Linked DNA regions of Homo sapiens: region 2 is linked to region 1. Evidence: read pairs that join two places in POLR2A ChIA-PET (ENCODE). Cell type or tissue: IMR-90. All regions are shown on one strand. Each heading gives the region's core, and the rest is flanking DNA. Links, peaks and the distances in the headings are about the cores only.

Region 1 (5,367 bases), core at 134-5,133:
ACTACTGAAAATCAAACCCAGAATCTCGCCCTTCCAGTGGCTGGATTATAGCACATGTGGAACTCCCAGCCTCACGGTGTCTGCTGTGCAAATGAAGGCATTGGTTAGGAAGGAATGGGATCCTGTCAGTTGGGATGAGGATGTGTGGGGTGACCCTGATGAACAGTGAAGACAACCCCTAAATCCTGATGAGTCTTCAGTGGAAGAGGCCTTCCTAACCCTAGTGGTAGCCTCCCCAACTCCATCTGAGTGGGTTAACCCTGTACTGCCTGAGGAAATGGGACTGCCCTGAGGCTGCTGACTAGCAGGACCAAGCTGCTGCTTCCCAGGATCTGCCCCCACCCCTCTTTGCTTCTAGACATGGAACTAGACTGATGTTGGGCAGCCCCTAGAGATACAGGGCGTGACCATGAGGAGATGCACTTACCAAAGAGAACGTGAGTTTTCCAGTTTACATAGAAATCCCAGGACCGTGGGAATGCATATTGAGGGCCTGGGAGAATGGTAGGAGGAACACAGAGTTAGATCAGGCCAAGTTTATTGATACGGGCTCACTAAGCAGAGATTCCGCATTTAGAAAGGGCTCTAATTGGTTGGTTGGCTGCTTGGCTGAAACATGGGCCAAAACATGGCCCACCATGGGATAACTGGACATGCCTGGCCGCCCATGGTTAGTGTAGAAGAAGGGATTCAAAGGCTTAGGGAGATTGGAATGCTAGAGTGGATTTGTCTGCCCCATGCTGCTTTCGTTCCCCTGCTAGAGTGGATTTGTCCTCCCTATTCTCCTCTTCCTCCTCCTCTGCAGCCCTCCACTACCCTCCTCCTACATCCCTCCTCCTCCTCCAGTCCTCCTCCCTCTCCCCTTCCCCTGCAACTCTCCACCACTCTCCTTCTCCCACTGCAGTTCTCTTTTCTTTGTAGCCCTCCTCCTCCTCCCCTGCCAGCTCTCCTCCCCCTCCCCTGCAATACTCCTCCTCCCCTTGCAGCCTTCCTCCCTCTCCTCCTCCCGCTGCAGCCCTCCACCCTCCTTCCCTGCAGCTCTACTCTTTTCTTTGTAGCCCTCCTCCTTATCCAGCCCTCCACCCCTCCCCTGGCAGCCCTACTCCCTCCCCTTCCTCCTCCTGTCTGCAGCCTTCAACTCCCTCCTCCTCCTATACTTCTCTCCCTCATCTTCCCTCAGGACCCAGCCCTAATGCCAGCACCCCAAGCCTTCGCTGACCCTTAGCAGGGAAGCTCCCGACTGGGTGCACGCGGCCGTGCCCAGGAACTCTGGTTCGGGCCTGCTGCAGGGCTCGTTTGCCTCTCCAGCGGTGGCTCTCAGGTGCTGCGGTGCCGTGGCCAAGGAGCCACACAAGAAGGCCCACGACCTGTGTCCCTCAGCTTTGTGCATCTGCTTCTCCGGGACGGGGCCCCCTTGAGGGCAGGCCTGGTGGACCACCCTGTTTCCCATGAGGCCTTGCACAGGCCTTCCTGTGGACACTGGACACGGGTGACTGAACCTGAAGTGTGAGATGTTTCTAAGATCTCATGAAGTGTGAGATGTTTCTAAAATCTCTACATGGGCCGACCACAACCTGCTATCTTCTGCTACTGTGTGCCATGCTAGAGCTCCCCTACCCTGGGAACAAACGCCAGGGTGCCCTGCGGCCCGGCTCTCCTCGGTTCCCCTGATCCATCCAGGGAACAAACGCCAGGGTGCCCTGCGGCCCGGCTCTCCTCGGTTCCCCTGATCCGCCCAGAGAACAAACGCCAGGGTGCCCTGCGGCCCGGCTCTCCTCAGTTCCCCTGATCCATCCAGGGAACAAATGCCAGGTGCCCTGAGGCCTGGCTCTCCTCAGTCCTCCGATCGGGTCCAGTCCATTTTCATTCATTTCACTTTGGTCTCCTGTCTGTCTGTGCCTCTGGGCCAAACTCATTGCAGGGCCATGGCCCCGGGCAGGCCCCACCTTCCTGCTTTCTGATGCAGCGATATTCTTCCCTTTTTAGGACCTCACTCTGTCGCCCAGGCTGGAGTGCAGTGGCGCAGTCTTGGCTCATTGCAACCTCTGCCTCCCGGGTTCAAGTGATTCTTGTGCCTCAGCCTCCTGAGTAGCTGGAATTACAGGCGCCTGCCACCACGCCTGGCTAATTTTTCTATTTTTCATAGAGATGGGGTTTTGCCATGTTGGCCAGGCTGGTCTCGAACTCCTGACCTCAAGGGATCCACCCACCTCGGCCTCCCAAAGTGCTAGAATTACAGGTGTGAGCCACCGCACCCAGCTGACATTCTCCTCTTAAAGCCTGTCTGATGCCAGCTCAGGCCACAGGGCACATTAGGCTTCTGACAAAGCTGGAGGACAAGGCCCCCTCGCATGCCCCATCCTCTCCTCGCCCCCCCCTCCCCCGAGTGCCTCCTTCGAAGCCCTGCCTCCCTCTATCATGCCCTCCCCCCACGCAGCCTCAAGAAACATGAAGAGGGGACCTCTGGGGTGGTCTGGCAACGCCTGCCTGGTGGACAGCAGATGGGAGAGAAGGAAAGCAGCCGGTAGGAGAAGAGACAGAGGAAAGGGGAGGAGGAAGCCCATGCTCAAGGTGCCCCTCCTGCCCAGGCTTCCTGCCAGATGCTTCTTGGATCAAATACTTTGTTATATTTCCAGCACAAGAAAGTGATGTTACAAACACTAAGAGAATTCAGAGAAACAGCAGGATTTAAAGTAGCACACAGAGATCTTTGTGCATACTTTCAGTTCAAAGACAGAGTGGAAGAGATGACCCATTTTTAACAGCAACAAAAAGATAAAAATCCCCATGCGTAAAAGAAATGTGAAACCCTAAATGGGAAAAACTTTAAATAGACCATAAAGACACCAAAGTCGATTTTAACACCACCATGGTTTGAATGAATTCCCCAAAAGTTCATGTGTTGGAAACCTGGACTCCAATGCAGCAGTGCTGGGATGGGATTCTGGGGAGGTGATTGGCTCATGAGGACTAATCCATTCATGGACTAATGGGTTCTCAGGGAGTGGAGCAGTTATCACCAGGGGGCTGGTTATAAAAGCCAGCTTTGCCGTCTCTCATGAGACCCTCACATAATGCCCGGCACCACTTGAGACTGCAGAGTCTTGACCAGCAAGAAGGTCCTCACCAGATGCAACTCCTATACCTTGGACTCCCTGCCTCCAGAACTGTAAGAAATAAAATTCTTTTCTTTATAACTTACCCACTCTGTGGTATTCAGTCATAGCAACAGAAAATGAATTAAGACAGAAAGAAAGACCATGTTCCTGGATAAGAAAACTCTCCTAAGCAAGACAATTCTACAAAAGTAAATTTATAAATGTAATGTAATCCTTATAAAAACGCCGCATGCTTTTCCCCAGATCTAGAAAACTAATTATAAAGTTCATGTGAGAGAGGAAGTGCACAGGAGTGTAAAAATAGCCAGGAAAACTCTGCAAAAGAAATGGAGAGGTCCTCTGCCCCCGAACCATCTCCTGGCCTCCGTAATGGAACCACATGACACCAGGACCCATGTAGGCAAGCAGGCCCAGGGACATGAAAACCCGGGGACAGACCCCAGTGCCTAGAACATTCAGTCTATAAGGTAGCATATGATACCGGTGAGGAAAGGATGGACTTGTTAATACAAGTGGTTAAACGTTAACCACTTGGAGAAAGACGAAAATGAATCTGCACTTCATACCATACACTAAGACAAATTCCAAATGGGTCAAAAGTACTAGGAAAAAGTGAATTCCTTCATCACCGGGGAGTGGGCAAAATCTTCTTAAATATGACTTAAAACCCAGGAGTGATAAAAGACAAAATGTATACTGGGAAAAAAGTTTTATAACATAGCACATTTTCAAAGTGTCGGTGACTTGAGTGGGAAGCAGGGCAGTGACTGTCGGGGACTGAGGGTGGGGGGATGGTGTTGAACGGGCGCGGGGTCTCCTTCTGGCGTGATGAAGGCTTTGGAAGCACACAGAAGTGATGGTTGTACGTTATGAATGTATTAAATGCTGCTAAATTGTAGACTTTAAGAGATGGTTAAAATGGTGAATTTTTTTAACCATCTATAGGACTCTGATAAAAATGTTGTTTTATGTATATTTTACCTCAATAAAAATTATAACTTAAAATGAGAAATATTAGGATTAATATTCCTTATTCAAACGAGCTCATGAGTTTGGAAAATCAAGAAAATGATTAAAAAAAAAAAAGAGAGAGAGAAATGCAAACCAAAACCACCCCAAGACTCCATTTCTCACCTACAAGATTGACCCAAATCCAAATTTGACACCAGATTCGGCTGCTGAGGGGGGCAGGGACTTCCTACAATGCTGTGGGGATGCAGAACGCCTGGCCCCTTGGGGACAGGGACAACACCCAGACAAGCCAGATGAGCCTCTCCCCGCCGACTGGCAATCCCACTTCCAGAAATGTATCCTTAAGATACGATGGCCAGAATCCACAAGGATGTGGAAATGCCCTTCTAACCAGACTTAGAAGACAAGCACTCTGCAGTCCCAACGGAGGTGCTGGGTCCAACTCTGACATTTGATTGGCCAAAGACTGGAAACAACCCAAGGCCCAGCATGAGGGGATCTGCTGGCTAACTCACGGTGAGCTAATCCACGGCGAGCTAACCCACGGCGAGCTAACCCACGGCGAGCTAACCCACCGCCAGCTAACCCACGGCGAGCTAACCCACGGCGAGCTAACCCACGGCCAGCTAACCCACGGCGAGCTAACCCACGGCCAGCTAACCCACGGCCAGCTAACCCACGGCCAGCTTACCCACGGCCAGCTAACCCACGGCCAGCTAACCCACGGCGAGCTAACCCACGGCCAGCTTACCCACGGCGAGCTAACCCACGGCGAGCTAACCCACGGCGAGCTAACCCACGGCGAGCTTACCCACGGCGAGCTAACCCACGGCGAGCTAACCCACGGCGAGCTAACCCACGGCGAGCTTACCCACGGCGAGCTAACCCACGGCGAGCTAACCCACGGCGAGCTAATCCACGGCGAGCTAACCCACGGTGAGCTAATCCACGGCGAGCTAACCCACGGCGAGCTTACCGGAGCACTCGGTAGCTGTGCTAGAGGCCTGTGTGGAGCAAATGTGCCTGGTTTTACAGTTCTGACAAGAAAGCCAGTCAAATGATTTGTATTCGCAAAACAAATTATAACAATTTCTAGAATTTAAACAAATGGACTTGTGTATCAAGTTGGTGACAGAAGCGCAGAGTAGTTAATCCAATTACATCATATTTTAACTTTGTATCTTCAAAGGGAAAGGTCTAAAAAAGCTAGCAGAAAAAAACTTTGACCAGTAGTCATTGTTAACAATACCTTTTTTGGTAGAGGTGGGGTCTTACT
Region 2 (5,367 bases), core at 288-5,287, 81 kb after region 1:
AGTCACTGTCTCCACCCAGCTTTTCTGTCAGGTTCCCTGGGGTCCTGCACAAGTCCGTCTCTGCCACATCCCACGTCACCCGCGTCCCACGTCACCCCCGTCCCACATCCCCAGCCTGCTGCTCCCTCTGTCTCCAGGGCCCGCCCTGTGTTTGGCGTGGCACCTGCTCAGTCCCTACTGCATGCCCTTCAGAGTCCTCTGTCCAGCAGCTCCCCAGCCCCCACCACACCCTTCCACTCACACTTCTCTTGCTGCTGCCTGGAGTGGCCCCACCAAGTCAGCGCTGTTTCTCTGGAAGCACCAGGCCACTCGCCATGCTCGCTGTTTCTCCTGGTCCCCTGCCTGCTCCCCACCAGCCCCCGCCCCTGTTGCTGGATGATCCTCCCCAACCTGCAAGTGCTGTGGCACTCAGGCACATGGACGGCTTCCAGGGCTGATTTGTCCCTGGACTCCAAGCTCAGGTCCAGCTGCTTATTCTGCATTTCCACCTGGGTATCTGTGTGCATGGTGACCTGACAGCCAGAGCCCGTGCTGGCCCCAGCCTGCTTCTCCTACAGTGGTCCTTCAGGTGCTCAAACCAAAATCTGGGATTGTTCTAGACCCCTCTTTTTGAGACGGAGTCTCGCTCTGTCGCCAGGCTGGAGTGTAGTGGCATGATCTCTGCTCAGAATCCCAAGTGATTCTCCTGCCTCAGCCTCCCGAAGTGCTGGGATTACAGGCGTGAGCCACCGTGCCTGGCCAGGACTCCTCTCTTTTTTCTTTTTTTTTGAGACAGTCTAGCTCAGTAGCCTGGGCTGGAGTGCAGTGGTGCAATCTTGGGCTCACTGCTTCCTCCACCTCCTGGGTCCCGGTTCAAGCAGTTCTCCTGCCTCAGCCTCCCCAGTACCTGGAATTACAGGCACCCGCCACCATGCCCAGCTAATTTTTTCAATTTTTAGTAGAGATGGGGTTTCACCATGTTGGCCAGGCTGGTCTTGAACTCCTGACCTCGTGATCCACCTGCCTTCGCCTCCCAGAGTGCTGGGATTACAGGCGTGAGCCACCGCGCCTGGCCAGGACTCCTCTCTTTCTTTTTTTTTTTTTTATTTTTTTTCCGAGACAGAGTCTAGCTCTGTAGTCCAGGCTGGAGTGCAGTGGTGCAATCTTGGGCTCACTGCTACCTCCGCCTCCCGGGTCCCAGTTCAAGCAATTCTCCTGCCTTAGCCTCTTCAGTAGCTGGGATTATAGGCACATGCCACCATGCCCAACTAATTTTTGTATTTTTAGTGGAGACAAGGTTTCACCATGTTAGCCAGGCTGGTCTTGAACTCCTGACCTCGTGATCCACCTGCCTCATCCTCCCAAAGTGCTGGGATTACAGGCATGAGCCACCGCTCCTGGCCAATTCCTCTTTATTTCAGTGGGCCCATTCAAAATATCAATTCCTCTTTCTTTCAGTGGGCCCATTCAAAATATGTCCAGACTCTGACCAGTGTTCATCCTTTCACTCCCTGTGCTGGTCCCAGCCCCATCTTCTTCTTTCTTGTTGATCTTCCTTCTCTCTTTGTCATCCTAGAGTCTCTTTAGCAAATAACAGCAGAGCCATCTGCATAAAACATATTGGCCACTGCTCTGCCTTGAACCGCCCTGGCTCTTCACTGCTGACTCAGGCGGGGCTCTACCCGACCTCCCTGGCATGACACGTTGTGCTCCTGGGACACACCAGCCTCAGGGCCTTTGCATGTGTGGTGCCTGGCACTTGGACCCTGTTCCCCCGACACCTGCCTGGGTTGCGCCCCATGTCTGCCCAGGTACCCTTTGGCACCAAGGTCTTCCCTGTGGCTACGTTAGTAGTGCCACTCCCCGTTCCTGCGTTACTGTTCTCTGCAGTGTTGACCACCGGCCCACGTGGCTGCTGCTTCCTTGTTTGCCCTCCGCCAGGTCAGCTTTGCCAGTGCTGCTGTGTCCCTTGTGTGTGGGTGCGTCTTCGGCACTGCATCTGGGCTAGAGGTGGGAGGAGGAAGGTGGTGTGGGAGTGGGGCGGGGAAGCAGGCTGTCCTCCCATCTTCAGCACTGCAGCTGGGCTGGAGATGGGAGGAGGAAGGTGGTGGGGCAGGGGGGCAGTGGGGGGCAGGCTGTCCTCCCAGTGTCCCCCCTGGGCTTGTGCATTGGGAGGGGCTCTGTGTGGTCACCCCAGTCCCCTGCTCCACCCCCACCCAGCTCCCCTCCACAGGTCTTGCATTCTGTCCCCGGGAGCACCAGGTCTTTGCTGCCTCAGGGCCTTTTCTATTGTTTTACCTTTTGTTGAGGTCCTCTGACCCCACCTCCGCCAGACCTGAGATGAGATCAGAGTCGTGTTAGACTTTTGGCTGCAGAATCTGCCCTTCCCTCAGAAGGGGAAATCCAAGGCCATGGTTCCTCCTCACTGGCGTGCACAGTCGTGCTTCCCACTAAGCTGCAGATTTCTCTATAAGGACTCAGATTCCTTGGTTGTCAGCTCAGCGTGTTTGGTGGAGGGGAGAGCAGAGCAGAGCGTGAAGGTGCTGGGAGGCCTGCCTCAAAGTTGGCAAAACCCACAGCGTCTCAGAGCTGCGTTCATGTTCTAGTTCCTGCCTCTGTGCCAGTGAGACCAGAAAACCAGGCCACTCAAAAGCCTCTTGCGTGTGCTCTCTATGAATGGAGGCTGGGGCAAGGGCAGGACCCCTGGGCCTCAGGCGAGAAGAAGCAGATTTACCCTCAGCTTTCTTCCTGTCTGTGGCATTGGCTGTGCCCCGGATTTTAGGAGCCTTGGCCCTTCTCATCCGAGAAGCACCTCTAACGCGAACCCTCCTTCGCGCAGCTATAGCTGCAAAGATGAACCGTCTTTGAATTGTACAAAAGCTTATGGTCATTCTCCTACTCTCTGTAGGAAGCTTGCTGTCTTCGATACGTGGAGCTCCTTGGCGGTCCACATTGCAATGGACAACACTGTTGTGATGGAGGAAATCAGTAAGTGGCTCAGAGTTTCCATGGACAAGAAAGTTGAAATCACGGGCAACATACACACTTCCTCGCCTGAGTCCCCACGGGAGCCTCGGCGAGTGTTGTCAGTCGCCCCATGCCGTGCAGGTGCTCCGTGGGGCCTGTGCGCCAAGCCAGATGCACGGTGGCCTCGCTCTCCTATCCCGGCGGTCATACCAAGAGAGGAGAGCCCAGGCTGTCTGGAGGCCGCGACTTGGTATCTCACGTCGTGTTTTGTGTCTTGGTTACAAATCGTTTATGAAGGCCCTGCTGTGCTTAGGCGCCCTCGTGTGGGAATTCTGGTGAAGTTATTTTGCGTGCCTTGATGTGCGACAGAGAGATGTAGCAACCATCTCTAGCTGCACCATCTCGAGCAAAGGCACGTCGTGAAGGCAGAGCTCTTTTCAGCTTTCTGGAAGAAAGGTCTGCTGCAACCCTGAAGGAACCTGGGCGTGGCAACATTTACATCTAGGAGGAAAACTGTGGCTCAGTTTTAACAAATGGGCTCATTGAGTGAGTTCCAAATTCATGTTTCACCTTCCATGATGTAGCCAAGCTGAGAACTCTTAAAAATGCCTCATTGCCTTTTTCACTCAGGGCCACCTTTTTCCCAAGGAACTTCTCAAAACTCCCTCAATTCCAATTTTATTGAAGTTCTACATGTAGGCTATTGCCTTGAATCCAATTTTCCATAAGAAAGAGCTCATTTAGGCCGGGCGCGGTGGCTCATGCCTGTAATCCCAGCACCTTGGGAGGCCGAGGTGGGTGGATCATGAGGTCAGGAGTTCAAGACCAGCCTGGCCAACATGGTGAAACCCCGTCTCTACTAAAAATACAGAAACTAGCTGGGCATGGTGGCACGCGCCTATAGTCCCAGCTACTCGGGAGGCTGAGGCAGAAGAATCGCTTGAACCTGGGAGGCGGAGGTTGCAGTGAGCCTTGATCACGCCACTGCACTCCAGCCTGGCCACAGAGCGAGAATCCGTCCCCCGCCCCCCAAAAAAAAGACCTCATTCAGAGCCACAGCCGTAACTGCGCACAGATTCACAGTGGGAGTGGGTCCTGCCCTGTGACTGTGGGTGTGCCAGGTCACCACACAGGTGTGTGCTGGGTCACAGACACGCCCCTTCCCTGCCTCTCCATTCTGTTTCTTCATCGTCTGGCCATCCTCGGGGGCATTGTGACACAGCGGAGGGAGTGAGGCAGGACTTTATAAGGGAGAGTGAGGCTGGCTTCTGCAGCATTGAGAGCTTTGCCACAGCAGGCTCTCCTTCCAGGATTCTGTTCCTCAGAGACTTGAACTTGGGATCATAACCAAAGGGTGTTTGTTTCTTCCATCTGCCTTTTTCCTCCATTCTGTTTCTTGAAATTTTTATAAAACATTGGAAACACAGGAAGAGTACAAAGAAAGAGAAAAATTATTGATTTTACCACTCAGAAATAACTCATATGAGCATTTTGACATTCTTACTCTCAGTATTTCTCCTGTGCTTTTCAAAAACTTACATAGTTTCCTAAGTATTTTCTCCTGGCCATGAGTGACAGCATTGTAATTATTAACTGGCTACACAATATACTATTATACCTTAGTTCCCTGTTCACTGCCCCATCCTCCCTCCCGTGTTTGGGGAAATCACTTACCCCCTCGTTCCGCACGCGTGCTCAGGATCTCACCAAGTCACACCTCAGTCCCTGGCCTCGGATTAGGGAGGCTGTTGCTGGGTGCAGTGGCCAGGAAGGCGCAAGGGTCAGGGCTTCCTAGAACCTCCGTCCCTCTGGGTGCAGGTAGCACTGGTGGGAGTGTTGGGGGCAGCTTGTCTGTGTGGACTCCAGCTCCGTCCCTTCGGGAGTCTCAGGGCTGCCCAAAGCAGTGCTGCTGAAACGTGGCTTGTCAGAGTGAGAGTGGAGTCAGGTCCTGGAAGAGCTTGAATCTGCATTTCCCAGCCCCTGGGGATGGTGGCTCCCGGGAGGATGTGGAGGCTGCCTGGTCTGACTGGCTTCGTCTCACTGCGTCAGCTGCCTGAAAGGACACTGTTCCTCACAGGAGCATGTGGAAGGTGCCTGATGCCCCCATTTAGGAAGAAAGGCATCCACATCCAGCCAGCAAAGGCACTGGCATTGATGCACAAGGCTTGGGTTTCTGGGTTCCTGAGTGTGGCGTGGTGTTGTGAGGAGGACATCGGGGTCGTTCTGAATGACCCCTACCAAAAGCCCCAGGAGGGAGTAGTGGGGGGAGGGCAGGAAGCAGGCTGCTTTTTTCAGTCGTGCTGCTAAGAGTGCGCAAGGGAGGACGTCTGAGGAAGAAGTCCGCAAAGCCGAAGCTAGAGAAACAGACGTGTCCTTGGCTAAGCAAGGACTTTTCTTCTAGTTTCTCGGAACTGCTTGTGG

The links. Peaks named below come from ENCODE experiments on the same cell type or tissue, not always from the same donor. Only the 100,000 strongest peaks of a DNase experiment are listed, where the experiment ranks them.
Region 2: POLR2A ChIA-PET joins it to region 1 with 5 read pairs; 2 of 35 experiments call an interaction of 5 or more read pairs at or near these places.

The regions. Positions count from the first base shown.
Region 1 is chr2:241,575,143-241,580,509 of GRCh38, forward strand. No RefSeq gene overlaps it. Among named protein-coding and RNA genes, the nearest start is that of BOK-AS1, 19 kb to the left of the region's middle. RefSeq lists enhancers at 603-1,103, 4,328-4,829, 4,830-5,329. In IMR-90, for the core only: no CTCF peak of the experiment used is centred there; a DNase peak (open chromatin) is centred at 2,599; H3K27ac peaks cover 235 bases.
Region 2 is chr2:241,656,221-241,661,587 of GRCh38, forward strand. It overlaps ATG4B (autophagy related 4B cysteine peptidase), which reads left to right. Exons shown (of 13, transcript NM_013325.5): 7 at 2,888-2,967. Among named protein-coding and RNA genes, the nearest start is that of ATG4B, 21 kb to the left of the region's middle. RefSeq lists enhancers at 1,256-2,031, 4,404-4,905, 4,906-5,367. In IMR-90, for the core only: a CTCF peak has its summit at 3,267 (motif pointing left); a DNase peak (open chromatin) is centred at 3,271.